5 separate regions of the Homo sapiens genome follow, and all the other regions are linked to region 1. The links are chromatin loops, found by intact Hi-C in ENCODE. Cell type or tissue: OCI-LY7. All regions are shown on one strand. Each heading gives the region's core, and the rest is flanking DNA. Links, peaks and the distances in the headings are about the cores only. Region 1 has its middle 43 kb from the start of HAPSTR1. Region 2 overlaps TMEM114 (transmembrane protein 114). Region 3 has its middle 45 kb from the start of USP7. Region 4 has its middle 14 kb from the start of ABAT. Region 5 has its middle 41 kb from the start of HAPSTR1.

Region 1 (4,349 bases), core at 136-4,135:
AAGGCGGGCGGATTACTTGAGGTCAGGGGTTTGAGACCCGCCTGGCCAACATGGGAAACCTCGTCTCTGCTAAAAATACAAAAACTAGCCAGGCGTGGTGGTGGGCGCCTGTAATCCCAGCTACTTGGGAGGCTGAAGCAGGAGAATTGCTTGAACCTAAAAGGCAGAAGCTGCAGTGAGCCACGATAGCTGCTACTGCCCTCCAGCCTGGGCGACAGAGCGAGGCTCCATCTCAAAAACAAAAAACCACCACATAACCTCTTCAAGCCTCCTCTATGTTGTAGCACGTGTCAGTACTTCATTCCTTTTTATAACTAAATAATATTCCATTATATGGATAGGCCACTTTTGTTATCCACTCATTCACTGGTGAATACATGGATTATTCCACTTTGGGGCTAATATGAAAAATACTTCTATGAACATTTTTCCATTCATTTTTCTATGAACATATGTTTTCAATTCTCTTGGGTATATACTTAGCCCCAAAGTTGTCTGATAGCTTTTCATCGTTCTTAAAATGAAATCTGAGCTCTTTATCCTGACCTGTCCTGTCTTGCATGGTCTGAGCCCTGCCTGCTCCTCCCTCCGCTTCATCATCCACTCCCCTCCGGCTTCCCCAGGGGCTCCAGGCACTTCCTTCTGGTCACTGACCCAGGACCTTTGGCAGGGCTGTTCCTAACACCTGTATTTAGCTGTCTGCCATCATTAGCCTGTAAACTGCACAGAGCAGAAGCCACATCCTGTCTGTTGCGGCAGGGCACAGAGCCTGGCCGGTGATAAGAGGTCAATGAATACTTGATCCGCAGTGTCCTCATCTAAACTTTGGGTTAAATCAGAGAAGAGATTCGTAACCTCAGTCCATCGATACAGGAGTGAGCTTCACAGTCAAGAAACCTACTGAAATGTCTGTGTATTCTTCCAGGGAGAGGGTCTGCAGTTGTCAGCAGATTCTCAAAGGGTCTATGCCAAGCCCATCACCACCAAATCATAAGTATCCCGGGTCCAGGTCAATCATTTTCAAACTTCAGTGTGCATCGGAATAACCTGGGAAAAGGTCGGGGGCGGTGGCTCACACCTATAATCCCAGAACTTTGGGAGGCTGAGGCAGGTGGGTCACTTGAGGTCAGGAGTTCAAGACCAGCCTGGCCAACATGACGTAACCCCATCTCTACTAAAAATACAAAAACTAGCCAGGCGTGGTGGCAGGTGCCTGTAATCCCAGCTACTGGGGAGGCTGAGGCAGGAGAATCGCTTGAACCTGGGAGGCGGAGGTTGCAGTGAGCCGAGATCACACCACTGCACTCCAGCCTGGGAGACAAAGTGAGACTCTGTCTCAAAATAATAAGAACAACACGGGAGAGTCTGTAAATAGTTAGATATTCAGTACCCTTCACCCCCCAGCACGGTCTGACTTGCGCATTTGGGATAGGCTCTGAAATCTTTATCACTAACTGTCTCCTACCTTGGACGTCGGATGCAGGTCCAAGGACCATATTTTAAGAATGTTACCCCAAAGATTTCCTTGACCTACCTAAGAATCAGCATAAGGCATCTTGAAGTGTCTTTGTAGCACTGACATTCTCAGAGGCTTCCACAAAACAAACGGCCCTTTCAGGCATGGAGGGTGCAGTAATGAGAAAGGCTTCTCTGCCCCTGGGGCTGGAGCTCAGCACTGGGTGAGGGGCTCCAAGGGTCATGTGCCCTGTGCTCCAGGAGCCTCTAGATGGCAGTGCCCAGCCAGAAATAGAGCCAGAGCGGGTGGATGCGGGAGGCTGTTGAGTCCTGAGGCTGCACATGGGAGGGTGAGGAAAGCCCAGGGGCCAAAGCCCCCACAACTGGCCCCAACCGGCTCACAGACAGGTGCAGCCAGGCTGGAACCCCGGATGCTCAGACACTTGTCAACTGAGAAGTGAATGGAAGGGAGGGAGGAAGATCATATGAGAGTTTGAATTATTAATGATAGTAGCTAACAATTATTGAAAATTTGCTGCCAGCCACTGTTCTCTGGCCAAATTGAGATCATCCTGTTTATATTTCTCATGATATTACAAGCATTTTTCCATGTCTTGAAATATTTTTCAAGGCCAGGCGAGGTGGCTTATGTCTGTAATCCCAGCACTTTTGGAGGCCGAGGTGCGAGGATTGCTTGAGCCTAGGAGTCCAAGACCAGGCTGGACAACATAGGGAGACCCCCATCTCTACCAAAAAAAAAAAATTTTTTTTTTAATTAGCTGGGCATGGCGGGGCACCTCTGCGGTCCCAGCTACTTAGGAGGCTGAGGCAGGAGGATTGCCTGAGCCCAGAAGATGGAGGCTGAAGTGAGTCCTGATCATTCCACTGCACCCCAGGCTAGGTGACAGGGAGCAATCTTGTCTAAAAAAAAAAAAAAAAAGTCTGGGCTTAGTGGCTCACACCTGTAATCCTAGCACTCTGGGAGGGTGAGGCAGGCAAATTGCCTGAGCCCAGGAGTTCAAGACCAACCTGGGCAACACAGCAAAACCACATCTCTACTAAAAACACAAAAAATTAGCCAGGCATGGTGGTGCCTGCCTGTAACTCCCAGCTACTCAGTAGGCTGAGGTGAGGGTCACGTGAGCCTAGGAGGTTGAGGTTGCACTGAGCCTCAAGATTGGACCATTGCACTCCAACCTGGGTGACAGAATGAGACCCTGGCTCATAAAAAAAAAAAAAATTCAAGAGTATGCTTTAGGCCAGGCACGGTGTCTCACGCCTGTAATTCCAGCACTTTGGGAGGATGAGGCAGGCAGATCACAAGGTCAGGAGTTCGAGACCAGCCTGGCCAATATGGTGAAACCCTGTCTCTACCAAAAATACAAAAAAAAAAAAAAAAAAAAAATTAGCTAGGCATGGTGGTGCACACCTGTAATCCCAGCTACTCAGGAGGCTGAGGCAGAAGAATTGCTTGAACCCGGGAGGTGGAGGTTGCGGTGAGCCAAGATCGCGCCACTGTACTCCAGCCTGGGCAACGGAGGGAGACTCCATCTCAAAAAAAAAAAAAAAGTATGCTTTATAAAGGCTTCATAATTTTCCATCTAATGAAACTAATAAGATGTGATGAACCAGTCGCTATTATTAGGGCTTTAGGTTATTCCTCACTGTCTTCCACTCCAAGTACCACACTTCATATTGTTGCATCAGAATCCTCTTTTGGCCAGGCACAGTGGCTCCCGCCTGTAATCCCAGCACTTTGGGAGGCCAAGGCGGGGGATTCAACTGAGGTCGGAAGTTCAAGACCAATCTGGCCAACATGGAGAAACCCCCCCCTCTACTAAAAATACAAAATTAGCCAGGCATGGTGGCACATGCCTGTAATCCCAGCCACTCAGGAGGCTGAGGCAGGAAAATAACTTGAACCCAGGAGGTGGAGGTTGCAGTGAGCCGAGATCAAGCCATTGCACTCCAGCCTGTGCAACAAGAGGGAGACTCTGTCTCCCAAAAAAAAAAAAAAAAAAAAAAGAATCCTCTTTTAAGGCTGGGCACGGTGGCTCACGCCTGTAATACCAGCACTTTGGGAGGCTGAGGCGGGTGGATCACCTGAGGTCAGGAGTTCAAGACTATCCTGGCCAACATGGTGAAACTCCGTCTCTACTAAAAATACAAAAACTAGCTGGGCGTGGTAGCAGGCGGAGGCTGTGGTGAACCGAGATCACGCCATTGCACTCCAGCCTGGGCAACAAAAGTGAAACTCCGTCTCAAAAAAAAAAAGAAAGAAAAAGAAAATTCTCTTTTACAACTGTTATTACCTCTGAATATATGTTTAGAAACAGGATTATAAAACCCAAAATTAGGACCACTTTTGAAGATCTTAATAGATACAGCCAACTTTTTTTGTTTTGAGACAGTCTCGCTCTGTTGCCCAGGCTACAGTGCAGTGCCGTGATCTCCGCTCCCAGCAACCTCTGCCTCCCAGGTTCAAGCAATTCTCATGCCTCAGCCACCTGAGTAGCTGGGATTACAGGCACACGCCACTGGGCCCAACTAATTTTTTTTTTTTTTTTTTTTTTAAGTAGAGACAGGGTTTCACCATGTTGGCCAGGCTGGTCTCGAACTCCTTGCCTCGAGTGATCTGCCCGACTCGGCCTCCCAAAGTGCTGGGATTAAGGCGTGAGCCACTGTGTCAGGCCCAGCCAACTTATTTTTCAGAATGTTTTAGCACCTCTCAGCAGCAGCATGTGAGCGGGCACGTCATCTCAGACTTCCCAACCCCAAGTAATAGCCACTTATCTTTTCAAAACTGTATTCAAAACACAGTATCACTTTTTTTTGTTTTTCCTTTTCCATTTCCATTTTTGAGACAGTCTTGCTCTGTCACCCAGGCTGGAGTG
Region 2 (4,349 bases), core at 139-4,138, 570 kb after region 1:
CTGCACTCCAGCCTGGGCGACAGAGCGAGACTCTGTCTAAAAAAAAATTACACAAAAGAATGCAAAGTTGCAATTGTGACCTGGGCAGTGATGGGCAGCTGTATGGTGCTGTGGAATCACTGCTCAGGCAAGTCCAGGAATCGAAGCGTGAGCTGCCATGTGTGGGAAGGGTAGGAGTTGCCGATGACAGGCAGAGAAGCAGGGGTGAATGCACCCAGCGGGGAGACTAGCACGCGCAAAGGTCCCGCAGCAGGAAGGAGCGAGGACGCTGGACGCTGAGCAGCGTGGCTGGGCAGGGCGAGGAGGAGGAGGGGAGTGCTGGGGCGGGGTGGGGGATTGATCTGCTCTCCCTTTGCCCTCCCTGCAGCCATGGTGACCCTCGCTGGGATCAGCGTCTACATAGCGTATTCAGCCGCCGCCTTCCGGGAGGCGCTGTGTCTCTTGGAGGAGAAGGCCCTCCTGGACCAGGTGGACATCAGCTTCGGCTGGTCCCTGGCCCTGGGCTGGATCAGCTTCATCGCCGAGCTGCTCACCGGGGCAGCCTTCCTGGCAGCAGCCCGCGAGCTCAGCCTGAGACGGAGGCAGGACCAGGCCATATGAGCCTGGGCGCTGGGTCGTGGAGGGGAGGGAGGGGCTTGGCCCCGGAGCTTCACCGACCGATCTCCATCGGCTGCGGCCTCTTCTTCCTCAAAGGCCACTCGGGGAGGCCAGGCACCCCCCTCCTTCCCCCACAAATCCCCGCGGACTAAGCTTGGGGCCTGGCTGTTATCCTAGTACCTGTGTGCTTATGTCCGTGTGTGTCCGTGTGGCCTGGAGGAGCCCGAGGGAGTGCCAAACCGCTTCGCGAGAAATAAAAACGATCCTTTAATCACACACAGAGCTTTACAGATTGCAAAGTCCTCACGCCCCCTCCGACTTCATTTCCTCCTCACCCATGTCCCTTGGATCAGCTCCTTGGTGGGTCTGGGAAAGGGAGAGGGTGCCCTACCTCCTGGGCCCTGTAATGCGTTCAGCTCTCTCTGGGGAGCTCTGGCCTGGAGTTCCTTTTGCTCTAAAATAACTCTGGCATGACATGGGCTTTCTACGGGGTCAGGTTAGGTCTACAATATGAAGCTGCGAGACTCCCAAGGGGTTGGCCAATTGATAGAGCACTCTTCAAGACTAATCATACCTTTTCCGTCCTCCCCCAGAAAAATCCATCCCTCCTTTCATCCTGGTGTTCTGCCCCTGGGAATGGGCTCCCCATCCGGGTCCCCTGGGGCAGTGCTGTTCACATTTAGCGCGCCCCAGACTCTATGGGCTTGTTGATACTCTCGGGCTGATGCCACCCCCAGGGTGTCTGAGCCAGGAGGCCTGGGTGAAGCCCAAAAACTCACATTTCTAAGTGGCTTCCAGGCGATGCCGAGGCTTCTGGCCCAGAGCCACTGTTTGCATAAATGCCGAGGTGGGGCGTTTATTAAGTGACAGAGAAGGGTTGTCATCTTGCTGCTCTTAGAATCACCTGGGTATCTTCCAAAAATCCTGCTGCTGTCTACATCCTTGATCTGATATTCTCTAGGGCTGGTGTCCAGGCATCAGTGTTTTTTAAGAGCTCTCCAGCCTATTCTAACCCAAAACCATGGCTGAGATTCTGTTCCTGCAAGATTCCAAGTCATGAGATGTAGGGGAGGGCCCGAGGAGCCTTTGGCTTAGGAAACTCTGGGAGGTGCTGATGGTTTGGGGAATACTGGTGTGGATTAAAAGATGACAACACGATTATCAACAATATGGCATCATCGTCTTCATCATGACATCATCATCACCATGACGTCAACACTGTCATCATCATAGCTGACACCCACTGAGTACTTTCTATGCACCTGTGCTATTCTCCATGCCAGTCGGTCAGTCAGTCATTCAACAAACATCATGACATCATCACCACCATGCCATGACATCACCACCACAACGACATGACACCACCATGACATCAGCATTGTCATCATTATAGCTGACATCCACATCTATGCACCTGTGCTATTCTCCACGCCAGTCGGTCAGTCAGTCATTCAACAAACACTCAAAGGAAGGCCAGTACACACCAGCAACTGGGGGGGCAATGACTCCTCCAGACCCAGACCTTGCTCTCTGGGGTGCCACATGATTGAGGAGAGAGAGGCATATGAAATACGTAGCCCGTGGTGAGGACTAGGAGATAAGCAAAGCAGGGTACAGATGAGGAAACTGAGGCACTGGCAGGTTAACATAACTGGACTAAGGGCATAAGGAGAGAAAGGGACGCAACTGGGAGTAAACTTCAGAACTGCCTGATCCCAAGATGGTCCTCCCCCTACTTCCACCAACGCCTGCACTTCTTTACTGGCTGTCTGCTCCTTTCAGGACGTTGCTGCGACGTCCCTGTCTAATCCGGAAAGGCGCAAAAGGAGTGGGTTACTCACATGGCCACATGGGGCTAAATGAGCGCTGTTGGAAAATCAGTTACAATGCTGGGGAAAACAAAGTTTTTGCAAAGTGAGGGCAACCATGCTACCGAAAGGGCGGTCTCTGCTTCCACCTGCTGGTCGTATTGTGGAACTGCTCCAGAGGCAGGATTTGATCCCCAAATTCGTCAAGAGACACGTTTTCAGCCCTCCTAGCGCCCAAGTGCTGGATTAAATACTGCAGGGCCAGAGTTCTCAGCTGGGGCGATTCTCTCCCCCACCTGACATTTGGCAGTGTTTGGAGACAGTTTTGGTTGTTCTTAGTGCGTGTGGGGAGTGGTATTACCGGCAGCTCCAGTGGGAAGAGGCCAGGGATGCTCCTCGCATCCTATGATGCTCAGGACATCTGGTCCCACACGTCCACCTTGGGACATGCTGAGACACTCTGCTAAGCGAGCAATAATGGACAATAACAAACCAAAACATGTGTGCACCTCAGGAACTGACAACACAGAATAAGCTCATTCATTCGCCCATCCATTCATGCATTTGATAAATGCTTGCCAGATACCTACAGTGTCAGAGACTGTTCCAGGGCCTGGGGACACATTCATGGGGGTGGCCAAGAAAATCTCCACCCTTCCTAGCTCACATGGGAACAGATGATAAACCCATGAACCAATAATCTATCTGAGAGATTCAGACAGTGATTAGTGTTATGAAGAAAACAAAACAGGGTGATGAGGCCGGGCGCCATGGCTCATGCCTGTAATCCCAGCACTTTGGGATGCCAAGACAGGCAGGTCACCTGAGGTCAGGAGTTCGAAACTAGCCTGGCCAACATGGTGAAACCCCATCTCTACTAAAAATACAAAAAAAAAAAAAATAGCCAGCTGTGGTAACACGCGCCTGTAATCCCAGCTACTTGGGAGGCTAAGGCAGGAGAATCACTTGAACCCAGGAGGTGGAGGTTACAGTGAGCCGAGATCGCACCATTGCGCTCCAGCCTGGGTGACAGAGTGAGACTCCATCTCAAAAAAAAAAAAAAAAAAAAACCAGGGTGATGGGATGAAAGGTGTCTGGTAGAGATGTGACTCCAGGAAGGACAATTAGAAAGGGCTTCTTGGAGGAGGTGACATTGTGCTGAGACCCGCATGAAGAACCTGTAGGTAGGGAAACTGCAGACCAGGCAGGTGACAGCAGACGCAAAGGCCCTGAGGTGGGAAGAAGCTTCTGTGTTAGAGGGAAATGAAGAGGGAGGGTTGATGGAGAGAAATAGGAGGTGAAGGTAGAGGCAGGGAGAGAGAAGGCAGTGGGCGATGCCCATGGCCCGTGGTAAGGAGGTGCTGATGATTAAGTGGGGTTGGGATGCTGTTCCATTCTGTTCTGTTCTGTTCTATCCTGATCCATTCTGATCTGTTCTATTCTGATCCATTCTGTTGTGTTCTGATCCATTCTGATCTGTTCTATTCTGATCCATTCTGTTGTGTTCTGATCCATTCTGATCTGTTCTCTTCTATTCTGATCCATCATTCTATTCTGACCTGTTCTGTTCTATTCTGATTTTTTTTTTTTTGAGACTGCGTCTAGCTCTGTCACCCAGGCTGGGGTGCAATGGCTCAATCTCGGCTCACTCCAACCTCTGCCTCCCAGGTGCAAGTGATTCTCCTGCCTCAGCCTCCCCAGTAGCTGGGACTACAGGCACGCACCACCATGCACCATGCCTGGCTAATTTTTTGTATTTTTAGTAGAAATGCGGTTTTACAGTGTTAGCCAGGATGGTCTCGATCTCCTGAGCTCATGATCCACCTACCTTGGCCTCCCAAAGTGCTGGGATTACAGGCGTGAGCCACCGTGCCTGGCCCGATCCATTCTGTTTCGATCTGTCCTGCCGTATTTTAATCCATTGGATTGGTTCTGTTCTATTCT
Region 3 (4,349 bases), core at 199-4,198, 130 kb after region 1:
TAGCATTTAGTTTCCCTTCTGAGCTAAGCACTGCATGGCACGATCATGGATCAGGATTTGGTTGTCACCTCTGCATCAAATTAGTGTCTTCGAAAGGTGCACTAAACTGTCCCTTTGATCCAATAATTGCCTTCTGCTGTAGTGATGCCACTACACTTCAGCCTAAACTTTTAGTTTAGTTCTCTGCTGGAACTAAAAGCCACTCACTGTTAACTCCTTCAGCCTAAAGAAAAATGTCATTTTGTCAGAACTGAAGTTCAGGAGATGATGACTTGCTGAGACTTTAAGTGTTAACTTGGACATTGTTCTCCCGGATTTGGGCTGAGGATAACATCTGTATCCCCTTCTCAACTTAGTTCCTTTTATCTGACAGCAGACAGCCTACACTCTCATCTTTCCATTTTCACCTTGAATTCCTAGAAACAACTAAACTCAAGTACAATGACTATCAAATGCATTGACTGGCGGGGCACGGTCCCTCACACCTGCAATCCCAGCACTTCGGGAGGCCAAGGCAGGTGGATCATTTGAGGTCAGGAGTTCGAGACCAGCCTGGCCGACATGGTGAAACCCCGTCTCCACTAAAAAGACACAAATTAGCCAGGTGTGGTGGTGCATGCCTATAAGCCCCACTACTCGGGAGGCTGAGGCAGGAGAATCATTTGAACCTGGGAGGCGGAGGTTGCAGTGAGCCGAGATCACGCCACTGCCCTCCAGCCTAGGTGACAGAACAAGATTCCATCTCAAAAACTAAAACTGAAAACATTCAATGACTGTCTCTTTTTTTGGCAATTGTCCTGTCTTCCTTTTAAGTGGTTTGAGGTGACTCTTTTTTATTTATTTATTTATTTATTTATTTATTTATTTATTTTTTATTTATTTTAACTTGCTTGCTCTAGGTCATCGTATTTCAGGAAGAAATCTCTGTGGATCCCTTTGGGGATGTGAATAAGTAAGCATGTGAATTGTTGAAATTTAGGCTGAACCATATGAAATTGACTTTTTATGGATCAAAAATACACGAATACAGCTTGGGCAACACTTCAGTGAGACCCCGTCTCTACAAAAAGTAAAAAAAATAAAAATAAATAAAAATAAAGCTTGAACCCAGCTCTTCCATCGACTTGGCATGGTAGTGTGCACCTGTAGTCCCAGCTACTCAGGAGGCTAATGTGGAAGGATGGCTTGAGTCCAGGAGTTCAAGGCTGCAGTGAACTGTGATCATGCCACTGCACTCCAGCCTGGGTGACAAAGCAAGCCTCTGTCTCAAAAAAAAAAAAAAAAAAAAAAAAAGCTGAGTATCAGCCAGTCGCAGTGGTTCACACCTGTAATCCTAGCACTTTAGGAAGCCAAAGTGGAAGGATAACTTGAGCCCAGGAGTTGGAGACCAGCCTGGGCAACATAGCAAGGTCCCATATCTTTTTTTTTTTTTTGAGACAGAGTTTCGCTCTTTTTGCCCAGGCTGGAGTGCAATGGCACAATCTCAGCTCACCGTAACCTCTGCCTCCGGGGTTCAAGCCATTCTCCTGCCTCAGCCTCCCGAGTAGCTGGGATTACAGTCGCCTGCCACCATGCCCGGCTAATTTTTTGTATTTTTAGTAGAGACGGGGTTTCATCATGTTGGCCAGGATGGTCTCGATCTCATGACCTCGTGATCTGCCCGCCTCGGCCTCCCAAAGTGCTGGGATTACAGGCGTCAGCCACCGCGCCTGGCCAAGTTCTCATATCTTAAAAAAATAATAAATAAATTAGCCTGGTGTGGTGGTGCTCCTGTAGTCCAGCTACTCGGGAGGCTGGGGTGGGAGAATCTAGCTCGGGAGTTAGAGGTTGCAGTGAGCTATGATCGCACCACTGCACTCCAGCCTGGGCAACAAAGTGAGACCCTGTCTCAAAGGAAAAAAAAAACAGCGAGAGAGAAAACAAGATTCCTTTAAGAGCTAATAAGGCCGGACACATGTAATTGATAAAGATCACGGACCCCTGTGGTTATTCAGCGCCAGCATGCTTTAGAAAGAGGCGTGTGAGGGAGTCATCCGTTCTTCTGGGTTCTCTCTCCTGCTTGCCGGGTGGGGTGCAGTGTCCACCCGGACCCAGCTCCAGAATCTCCGCTGAGCTACTTCTTTCTCCCCGTGGCCACTAGAGGGTGCGAGGACCGCAAGCAGGGGCTGAATCTGAGCCCAGCCGGGGTCAGGGCCCTGAGCTATGGCTGGTGATTTGGCGCTGGAAGGCCCTCCCTGCGCCCCTAGGGAAGGAACAACAGGCTCAGAAACCCAGGACTGCGGTGGACACCCCCACCTCTGAGCCAGCCGCACGTTCTGGAGTGCGTGGGTGCGATGGCAGTCCCCAGGAGTCCCGTGGGAATGAGCACACTGCTGGGGGGCGGGGGCTTTGCTCCCCGTCAGTTCTGCATTTCTGAGCCTTGATCCCACTGGCCCGTTGAAACCCTCTCGACCCCTCTTCAGACAGTCTGGCTGTGTCTGAAAGTGCACAGGTACATTATGGGCTAGAATAACCCTGTAATGGATCGGGCCGTGCTTCCTGTACAAGTCTTGGTTTTCACTTACTGTAAGTAATCCTGCTCCCTTTTCCGATGGGGTAAAAGGGAAGGAGCATAGCTATGAGTTCGCTTAAGCCAGCACAGCGGTGGGCAAGGGAGACAAAGCTGCGGCTGGGACCAACCAAGGCCTCTGAGAAATGATATCATGAACCCGGTGGGGAGGTGGCAGTGGGACGTGCACAGAGCTTGGGGCTCCAGATGCAGACCTGGGTTCAAACTCAGCTCCTCCATCCACCAGCAGGCTTAGGATCTCCCCTCTCAGAGCCTCCGTTTCTTCGTCTTGACGGTACAGGCTCACACCTGTAAGCCAAGGGCTTTGGGAGGCCAAGGCAGGAGGATTGCTTGAGGCCAAGAGTTCAAGACCAGCCTGGGCAACATAGTGAGAACCACACCCCCCCCCCGCCCCCACCCTTGTCTCTACAAAATATTTTAAAATTAGCCAGGTATGGTGGTGTGTGCCTGTCATCCCAGCTACTTAGGAGGCTGAGGGGGAGAACTGCTTGAGCCCAAGAGGTCCGCGGCTGAAGTGAGCTATGATCGCACCACTGCACTCTAGCCTGAGCGACAGAGCCAGATCCTGTCTCTAAAAAAAAGAAAAGAAAAAGTGGGGGTAATATGCAGGACAATGAGTGACTTGAATGAGACAATAGTTCCCCAGCACCCACCATGGTAGCCCTCAACTCATGGCCACTAAAATAGGACAGTGGCTTGGTTACGATGGTTGCAAAATAAATTCAGCTCCAACATGTAGTGGTTTGAAACGACCATGTCATTACGTCTCTGGTTCTGTGGGCGCACTGGGCTGAGATGAACCATTCCATTGCTGATCTCACTGGGGGTCTCTCACGCTGTCACAGCCTGACAGGCTAGAGTCCTCTGGAGGCTCCACAGGATGCTGGGAAGGCTGCCTCCTCTCACTCCCGCGCTGCTGCGGGGCACTGCCTCCACACGTGGCCTCCCCGACAGGGTTGCTGAGCTTCATGCACTGCATTTTGGGATTCCCAAAAGTACAAAAATGGATCTGCCCCAGTCCTCTTAAATCTTGGGTCTGGAGCCCACGCAGCACCACATCTGGCATCATGCATTGGTGAGTCGCAGGCAGCTTGGATTCAGTGTGGGAGGGGACAACTCCAGAGAGCCAGCACCAGAGATGTAGTTCCCAGGGGCCCATTGCTAGGGACTAGACACCGGAGATGACGTATCAGTGACCTAGGGCTGCCGTAACAGATTACCACCAACTTGCTGGCTTAAAATAACACACATTTATCATCTTACCGTTCGGGAGGTCAGAAGTTCAAAACGGGTCTCACTGGGCTGAAATCAGGGTAGAAAGGCTGTATTTCCTTTCTGGAGGCTCTGGAAGATAATCCTTTTTTTTTTTTAAGACTGGGTCTAGCTCTGTCGCCCAGGTTGGCGTGCAGTAGTGCAACCAAAGCTCACTGCAGCCTCGACATCTTGGGCTCAAGTAATCCTCCCACCTTGGCCTCCCACAGGGATGGGATTACAGGGGTGAGCCACCACGCCCAGCTGGAAAATCCTTTTTCTTGCCTTTTCCAGTTTTTGGTTTGTTTGTTTGTTTGTTTTTCTTTTTGAGACAGAGTCTTGCTCTGTCACCCGGGCCGGAGTGCAGTGGTGCGATCTCAACTCACTGCAGCCTCCACCTCCCGATTCAAGTGATTCTCCTGCCTCAGCCTCCTGAGTAGCTGGGACTACAGGCATGCACCACCACACCCGGCTAATTTTTTGTACTTTTAGTAGAGACGGGATTTCACCATATTGGCCAGGCTGGTCT
Region 4 (4,349 bases), core at 139-4,138, 470 kb after region 1:
GGCTGGTCTCGAACTCCTGACCTCAGGTGATCCACCCGCTTCAGCCTCCCAAAGTGCTGGGGTTACAGGTGTGAGCCACCACGCCTGGTGATGGCTACCATTGCTTGAGCTTTTCTTCCTTGCCCTGTTATATGTTAGGTGCTTGACAGACATTACCAAGTCCAACTTTGAGAAGTAAGTACTAGTAGTGTGCGCATTTTACAGACCAGGATTCTGAGGCTCAGAGAGGTGAGTGTTCGGGCTGGTTTGAGTTCAGATGCCAGGTGCCATGTTCTAACCATCAAGCTTTATTGCCTCTGAGGAACCTCCAGTGGAAAGGGGTGCTGGGGGAAGGCTCTGTTCCTTTTGTCCCTGTCTCCAGGACCCAAACCATCAGCTTCATGCTCTTTCTTGGTGAGCTCTGAAGCTGGAAACTCCACCACCAGTCCATGCATCCCACTGTGAAGGTTGTCACCTTCCTGGTCTAGAAGAAACGCTCCAAAGAAACACCCCCAAGAAACGCTCCCACATGGCTCTAACAGCAGTTGTTTCCTGAAGCCTGAGGCAGGCAGAATAAGACTGTCATCATGTCCCAGCCCTGGCATGTCAAACCCTTCAATCCATCCAAAGACAATGGCACAGCATAAGCTCCAATCCACAAGGCTCCTGGATTCCTTCAGACAAACAATATTCACCCTGGGCAGGGGTCATGGAAAGAGCTCTGGGTTTCCAATGGAAAGACAGAACCGGTGTTAGATCCCACCTCTTGTTACTTCTTTGCTATTTTTATTTTTAGAGACAGAGTCTCGCTCTATTGCCCAGGCGGGAGTGCAGTGGTGCAGTCACAGTTCACTGTAACCTCAAACTCCTGGGCTCAAACAATTCTCTTGCCTTGGCCTCCTGAGTAGCTGGGACTACGGACACGTGCCACTGCACCCAGCTGATTGTTTTTCTTTTGGTAGAGACAGTCTTGGTATGTTGTCCAGGCTGGTCTTGAACTCCTGGACTCAAGTGATCTTCCCACCTCTGTCTCTCAAAGTATTGGGATTATAGGCGTGAGCCACCATGCCAAGCCCATTCTTGCTACTTCTGAGTCCTGTGACCTCAGACAGCCTCTGTAAAGATTCGAGCCTTAGCTTACGTGTCCCTAAAATGGGTACAGGAGGCTGGGCACAGTGGCTCATGCCTGTAATTCCAGCATTTTGAGAGGCCAAAGTGGGAGGATTGCTTGAGGCCGGGAGTTCGAAATCATCCTGGTCAATATAGTGAGACCCTGTCTCTACAAAAATATAATAATAATAGTGATAAAATAAAATAGAATAAAATAATATGAGTACAAAGTTGTTGGGCAGATAAATGAGATCAATTTTAAGTTCTTTTTTTTTTTTTTTTGAGACGGAGTCTCGCTGTGTCGCCCAGGCTGGAGTGCAGTGGCTCAATCTCGGCTCACTGCAAGCTCAGCCTCCTGGGTTCACGCCATTCTCCTCCTCAGCCTCCGCAGTAGCTGGGACTACAGGCGCCCGCCACCACGCCCGGCTAATATTTTGTGTTTTTAGTAGAGACGGGGTTTCACCATTTTAGCCAGGATGGTCTCGATCTCCTGACCTCGTGATCTGCCCGCCTTGGCCTCCCAAAGTGCTGGGATTACAGGTGTGAGCCACCGCGCCCGGCCAACGGTAAGTTCTTAATAAAGGCGGGTTTTATCTGAATTCGGGTTTGGGGCTAGCTGGGTACTGGCGGCTCTCAGAACTCACGTGCTGCTGTACAATGTATAGCAGGTTAGTTAGGGTCCCCCGAGAGTCACTGTAGACCCACACGTTGGCATGGCTGCCAGGACTGATGATTACCTTGGATTCCTTTCTGGCACGTCTGGCCCTGGATTCATGAGGCTGGGGCACCACCTTGTGGTGAGAATCCTGCCAGGGGCCAGCAGGGACGCAAGGTGCCTGACGGCCCTGCTTCCCTCAAGCCGCGGAACCTGGGGGAGGAGAACATGACATCCAGACCCTTTGGGAGACTTGAAGCCAAGACCAAACTCATCACCTGTCTTCCCCACTGGTCGGGCCAGAGTCCGGATCCCTGGTAGCTCTGGGTTTCCGTTCACTCATCCGCTCACCCACTCAGCACAGCTCCTCCTCCTCCTCCTCCTCCTCCTCCTCTTCCTCCTCCTCCTCCTCTTCCTCCTCCCCCTCCTCCCCCTCCTCCCCCTCCTCCTCCTCCTCCTCCTCCTCCTCCTCCTCCTCCTCCTCCTCCTCCAAGACTTGCCCACTTGCCGGCCCAATCTCCCCACCTGAAGCAGCGACCGCCCTCATTCACACTCTTCCAGCCCCCGATGGCTCTATTGTTCTTTCTAGTACTTACCAACACTGCCAAGGCTATAATTCTCAAACCATTAAAACATAATTATCTTAAAGTCAGTAGTGAGTATGTATTAAAAGTCTTATTTACTTTACTAATGAGGGCCTAGGCACAATGACAAAGCTGGCTCCAATGAGAATTCGAAAAACAGGGATTCTTCTAGGAAGTAGGAAAAATGAGGAGATAAAATTGCCATATTATGCTGGGCGCAGTGGGTCACACCTGTAATCCCAGCACTTTGGGAGGCCGAAGCAGGCGGATCACTTGAGGTCAGGAGTTCGAGACCAGCCTGGCCAACATGGTGAAACCCCCATCTCTACTAAAAAAAAATACAAAAATTAGCCAGGTGTGGTGGTGTGCGCTTGTAGTTCCAGCTTGGGAGGCTGAGGCACGAGAATTGCTTGAATCCAGAGGGCGGAGGCTGCAGTGAGCTGAGATCACACCACTGCACTCCAGCCTGGGCAACAGAGTGAGACTCCATCTCAAAACAAACAAACAAAAAAACAAAAACAAAAACAAAAACAGGCCATGTTACACATAAAGTCAGTTAATGTCCTACAGGGCAAAAATCACTGTACCCTTTGGGGTGATTTTCCTACTAGACAGAAGAGAAAAGCATCACATGATTTCAGTTCAACAGAAATGAAAAATGTGGCCAGATGTGGTGGCTCACACTTATAATCCTAGCATTTTGTGAGGCTGAGGTGGGAGGATGGCTTGTGCTCAGGAGTTTGAGACCAGCCTGGGCAACATAGTGAGACCCCGTCTCTACAAGAAATACAAAAAATTAGCTGGGTATGGTGACTTGTGCCTGTAATCCCAGCTACTTGGTGGGGCTGAGGTGGGAGGATCGCTTGAGCCCAGGAGGTCGAGGCTGCAGTGAGCCAAGACTGCGCCACTGCACTCCAGCCTGGGTAACAAGGTAAGACGCTGTCTGGAAAAAAAAAAAGCGAAGTCCTTGCGCCCTAATCAATTTAATCAATTGTATACACAAGTGCTGCACTGTCCTGATGGCTCTAGCATGCAGTCACCTTTTTGCCTCACTTGTAGCTTTTGGACTGTGGTTCTTTACACTACCTGACATTATATTTTGCATTTATTTGTTTATTGCAGGTTGCCTCCTCTAGAATGTAGGCTTCGTGAGGTCAGACAGGTGTAATGCCTGGCTCCCTGCTGCCTCCCAATACCTCATAAATATCCAGCATGTGGACACTCCTTGGTAGATATTTGCAGAATGGCTGGGAGGGTCAGGCTGGGCAATTCATATGATGCCAGCTCTGTCATTCCAGGACTCATGATCTGGTGAAGGATGGATGATTATCATACCAAGTTTTTTTTGTTCGTTTTTTTTTTTTTTCCTCATTCTGTTGCCCAGGCTAGAGTACAGAGGCGCAATCTTGGCTCACTGCAACCTCTGCCTCCCAGGTTCAAGCAATTCTCCCTTCTTAGCCTCACAAGTAGCTGGGACTACAGGGGCACACCACTGTGCCCAACTAATTTTTGTATTTTTAGTACAGATGGGGTTTCACCATGTTGGCCAGGCTGGTCTCGAACTCCTGACCTCAAGTTATCTGCCCACCTTGGCCTCCCAAAGTGCTGGGATTACAGGTGTGAGCCAGCGTGCCTGGCTGATTATCACACCAAGTTTTAAATGGGCTGTGGACACTGGGGAAGGCTTTGTGGAAGAAGGGGCAGGGGAGAGGGGCTGGGTGGGTGGTTTGAGAGGGTGAGGAGGGGTTGCATTAAGGCACATGGCCAAGAGAGTGGTGCATTCTCGGAGTGGGGAGGATTCAATATGGTGGATGAGATGGGGCTGGGAAGGGAGGCAGGGGCCAGGCCTTGGAGGGCCTTGTGGGCCCTGCAAAGGGATTTGGGCTTTGTGCAATGACCTCCCAGAGTGGGTGTCTACAGTAGAGCCTTGACGTGCACTCTGGTCAAATCTGGACTGAAAAGCCAAGTCCCCGCCCTCCCAAAGACGGAGATATGTTAATAGCAGGAAGATCTTTCGGTAT
Region 5 (4,349 bases), core at 150-4,149, 84 kb after region 1:
AGCCGGGCATGGTGGCATGCGCCTGTGGTCCCAGCTACTCGGGAGGCTGAGGTGGGAGGATCACTTGAGCCCAGGAAGCAGAGGCTACAGTGAGCTGAGATGACTCCACTGCACTCCAGTGTGGGCAACAGAGCAAGACCCTGTCTGAATTAAAAAAAAGAAAAGAAAAAGAAAAAGGGAGGTGGAGCTTTCATAGCATATGGAAAGAGCTGGACATGGTGGCTCATTCCTGTAATCCCAGCACTTTGAGAGGCTGAGGCGGGCAGATCACTAGAGGTCAGGAGTTCGAGATCAGCCCGGCCAACATGGTGAAACCCCGTCTCTACTGAAAATACACAAAATTAGCCGGGCATGATGGCATGTGCCTGTAATCCCAGCTACTTGGGAGGCTGAGTCAGGAGAATCGCTTGAACCTGGGAGGCGGAGGTTGCAGTGAGCCGAAGTTGCACCACTGCACTCCAGCCTGGACAACAGAGTGAGACTCTGTCTCAAAAACAAAAATAAACAAACAAACAAGCAAAAAATGGAAAGAACAATAGGGGGCTTCTTCTAACCCCTCTCACCAGCTTCTAGTTCCACCCCCAGGAGAATAGTGAGGAGAAGGAATGTGGTTTCCAGATAAAATGCAGGACACCCAGTTACATTTGAATTTCAGATAAGCAGCCAATTTTTTTTTAGTGTAAGTATCTCCCACACAATATTTTACCTATTAAAAAAATACTAAAAAAATTGTTCATTGTTTTTCTGAAATTCACATTTCACTGGGCATCCTGTATTTTTATTTGCTAAATTTGGCCACCCTAACTGGGTAGTGGGCATGGTGTCTGCAGATGGAGTTGGTGCCCATGGAAACCATGAAAGGAAGCAAAACTGAGTGGACAAGAGCAGTGCATGGTCATGAGGAGCACAGACTTCCTGGGTTTAAATCCTGCTCTGAAATCGACTTGCTGCGTGATCTTGGATACGTTATTGGCCTCAGTTTCTTCATCTTTATTTTTTTTTAGTTATTTATTTACTTGTTTATTTTTGAGACAGAGTCTTGCTCTGTTGCCCAGGCTGGAGTCCAGTGGTGCGATCTCGGCTCACTGCAATCTCTACCTCCCGAGTTCCAGTGATTCTTCTGCCTCAGTCTCCCGAGTAGTTGAGACTACAGGCACACGTCACCACGCCCGGCTAATTTTTGTATTTTTGATAGAAATGGGGTTTCACCATATTGGCCAGGCTGGTCTTGAACTTCTGACCTCGTGATCCGCCCGCCTCGGCCTCCCAAAGTGCTGGTATTACAGGTGTGAGCCACCGCGCCCGGCATCTTCGTCTTTAAAATGGGGAGAATGACAATACCTGTTTTATAGGGCTGTCACGATAAGTCAGTGAACTGTGCTGGGCACAGTGGCTCACACCTGTAATCCCAGCACTTTGGGAGGCTGAGGCGGGTGGATCACCTGAGGTCATGAGTTCAAGGCCAACCTAGCCAATATGGTGGAATCCCGCCTCTACTAAAAATACAAAAATTAGCCTGGTGTGGTGGTGCACACCTGCAATCGCAATTACTTGCGAGACTGAGCCAGGAAAATCGCTTGAACCCGGGAGGTGGAGGTTGCAGTGAGCTGAGATTGTGCCACTGCACTCCAGCCAACAGAGCAAAACTCAATCTCGAAAAAGAAAAAAAGTCAGTGAACTGATATTTGTAAAGCTCCCAAGCATCGCGTAAGTGCCGGTAGGGGCTGATGATGCTACCTGTATCCCCTCGCTCACCTGAGCTCACCTGCAGCTGCAGAAGAGATGGTTTCCAGTTGACTCAGCACTTCCTATTTCAGGGGCCCGAATTGCTCCGCTTCTCCACCTGGGGGCGCTCTTCAGCTCAACCAAACACAGGCTCACCCTGGAAATGTCGGGGGAGTTCCAGTACGGAGGGCCACCTCAACCAGTCACGTTAGGAGTTGTTTGGATAAAAGCCTCAGGCTCCCCACCCTCCACTGGGGCTTCATGACATATACTCCTCACGGTCTCCCAGAGGAGCCCCATTTGCGCACAATAATCTGCACCTTTTGCTGGTTCTGGCCTTCCTGTACCCTTCGCTCCCTCTCCCTCCCAGTGATTCCTGACATCATCTCCCAGGGCTGGGACTAAGACCAGGCAAGCAAAGCATCACGAGGGTGAAATGAGCTGGGTGCAGTGGCTCAGGCCTGTGATCCCAGCGCTTTAGGAGGCCAAGGTGAGAGGACCACTTGAGGAGTTCGAGACCAGCCTGGGCAACATAGCGCGACCCCATCTCTACAAAAAATTAGAAATTTAGCTGGGCGTGGTGATGCACACCTGTGGTCCCAGGAAGGTGAGGCAGGATTGCTTGAGGTGGGAGGTCAAGGTTGCACTGAGCTATGATTTAGCCACTGCACTACAGCCTGGGCGACAGGGAGTGACACTCTGTCTCAAAACAAAACCAAAAGAAGTTTAAAATTTTAAAAACCACTTCAACTGTTGAATGAATAAACATAGATGGTATACCCACACGATGGATTATTATTCAACTATAAGAAGGAACAAAGCATTGATGCATACTACAACATGAAACAGCCTCAAAAACATTATACTCAGCCAGGCCGGTGGCTCACGCCTATAATCCTAGCACTTTGGGAGGCCAAGGAGGGAGGATCTCTTGAGGTCAAGAGTACAAGACCAGCCTGGCCAACATGGTGAAACCCTGTCTCTACAAAAAATACAAAAAACAAATTTAAAAAATTAGCCCGGTGTGGTGGTGCATGCCTGTAGTCCCAGCTACTCTGGAGGCTGAGGCAGGAGGATCTCTTGAGCCAGGGAGGCAGAGCTTATAGTGAACCAAGAGTGTGCCACCACACTCCAGCCTGGGCAATGGGAGAGAAACCCTGTCTCAAAACACAAAAACGAAAAACTTTATGTTTAGTGAAAGAAGCCAGACACAAAAAGTCACATATTGCATGATCCCATTTCTGTGAATCATCCAGAATAGAATGTAAACGAATATACAGAAAGCAGATTAGTGGTTGTCGGGGGCTAGGGAGCAGGATGAATGAGGAGTGACTGCTTACTCGACACAGGGTTTCCTTTTGGGTGCCGAAAATGTCTTGGAACTAGATAGAGGTGGCGTGGGTGGTTGCACAGCATTGTGAATATACTCAGTGCCATTACATTGTTGACTTTAAAATAGTTAATGGTTAATTTTATGTTGTGCGAGTTTCACCTCAATAAAAACTATTTATTTATTTACTTATTTATTTATTTTTGAAGATGGGGTCTCCCTCTGTTGCCCAGGCTGGAGTGCAGTGGTATCATCATAGCTCACTGCAACCTCAAACTCTTGGGCTTGGGTGATCCTCCTGTCTCAGCCTCCTGAGTAGCTGGGACTACAGGCACATGTCACCATGCCCAGCTAATTTTCTTTAATTTTTATAGAGATGGCTGGGGGCGGGGGGGAGGGTCTCCCTATGTTGCCTAGGCTGGCCTCAAACTTCTGATCTCAAGGGATCCTCCCACTTCAGCCTCCCAAAGGGCTGGGATTGCAGGCATGCATGAGCCACTGCGCCCATTCTATATATATACACACACACACACATATTATACATATGATATATCATATGTATAAGAGATGTATACATATGATATATATTATATATGTGTATTGTATATATAATGCACCCATTCTATATATATATACACACACGCACACATATTTTATATATATATATAATATGTATACATATTATATATATATATATATATACACACACACACATATATAAAAGCTGAGTGTCTTTTTTCTCACTGCCCTGGACCTGGAATCCTTGGCCCAGTGCTGGAACTCATTGTGGGATCATCCACCTTGCATCTCCTCCAGGGAGCGGAGGTCTGTTCAGTCCTAACAGCCATGTGCCCTTTAATTCCTAAACCACAAAGAGGACAATTTGTGCTTATTTATTGAAGCCCTAGCCTGTGTAAGGCCCTGTGCCAGACTCTCTAGAGGGACTTTCTCATTCAATCCTCTTACCTCCTCTTACTTCTACACCTCACCCGTTTAATTTTTCTTCACCATGCTCCCCACCAGCTGGCCTTACGTTGTACATATAGATTTGTTCATTATTGTCTTTCCTCGCCAGAATGTAAGCTTTGTGGGGGCAGGAATTTTGTCTGTGTCATTTACTATCATCTCCCCAGCGCCTGGCACTGATCAGATGAAGGAATCTTGCCAGGTAGGCCTTAGCACCCCCATTTGACAGATGGGGGGATGCAGGCTCAGCGATTTGCCAACATCCTGTGATTAGTAAGTAGCAGAGACTGAATTTAAACTCAGGGGCTCCTGGGGGCACAGCCCACGC

Evidence for each region. A loop is a pair of places that touch in the nucleus more often than their neighbours do. Peaks named below come from ENCODE experiments on the same cell type or tissue, not always from the same donor. Only the 100,000 strongest peaks of a DNase experiment are listed, where the experiment ranks them.
Region 2: a loop joins it to region 1, with 14 times the contacts of the local background. A loop is called at or near these places in 19 of 110 quality-filtered maps.
Region 3: a loop joins it to region 1, with 7 times the contacts of the local background. A loop is called at or near these places in 14 of 110 quality-filtered maps.
Region 4: a loop joins it to region 1, with 9 times the contacts of the local background. A loop is called at or near these places in 15 of 110 quality-filtered maps.
Region 5: a loop joins it to region 1, with 2.5 times the contacts of the local background. A loop is called at or near these places in 2 of 110 quality-filtered maps.

The regions. Positions count from the first base shown.
Region 1 is chr16:9,132,346-9,136,694 of GRCh38, reverse strand. No RefSeq gene overlaps it. Among named protein-coding and RNA genes, the nearest start is that of HAPSTR1, 43 kb to the right of the region's middle. RefSeq lists an enhancer at 1-3 and a silencer at 3,513-3,562. In OCI-LY7, for the core only: CTCF peaks have their summits at 1,502 and 1,709 (motif pointing right); DNase peaks (open chromatin) are centred at 684 and 1,754; H3K4me3 peaks cover 1,779 bases; H3K27ac peaks cover 2,458 bases.
Region 2 is chr16:8,566,024-8,570,372 of GRCh38, reverse strand. It overlaps TMEM114 (transmembrane protein 114), which reads left to right. Exons shown (of 4, transcript NM_001146336.2): 4 at 368-873. The coding sequence ends at 600. Among named protein-coding and RNA genes, the nearest start is that of TMEM114, 22 kb to the left of the region's middle. In OCI-LY7, for the core only: CTCF peaks have their summits at 2,318 and 2,520 (motif pointing left); a DNase peak (open chromatin) is centred at 2,472.
Region 3 is chr16:9,006,742-9,011,090 of GRCh38, reverse strand. No RefSeq gene overlaps it. Among named protein-coding and RNA genes, the nearest start is that of USP7, 45 kb to the right of the region's middle. RefSeq lists enhancers at 1,976-2,025, 1,825-2,396. In OCI-LY7, for the core only: CTCF peaks have their summits at 1,935 and 2,139 (motif pointing right); a DNase peak (open chromatin) is centred at 2,150.
Region 4 is chr16:8,658,667-8,663,015 of GRCh38, reverse strand. It overlaps a transcript of METTL22 not described here. Among named protein-coding and RNA genes, the nearest start is that of ABAT, 14 kb to the left of the region's middle. In OCI-LY7, for the core only: a CTCF peak has its summit at 1,868 (motif pointing left); a DNase peak (open chromatin) is centred at 1,885.
Region 5 is chr16:9,048,106-9,052,454 of GRCh38, reverse strand. No RefSeq gene overlaps it. Among named protein-coding and RNA genes, the nearest start is that of HAPSTR1, 41 kb to the left of the region's middle. RefSeq lists enhancers at 1,089-1,879, 1,880-2,672, 4,349, 4,096-4,349. In OCI-LY7, for the core only: CTCF peaks have their summits at 1,657 and 1,859 (motif pointing right); a DNase peak (open chromatin) is centred at 1,844.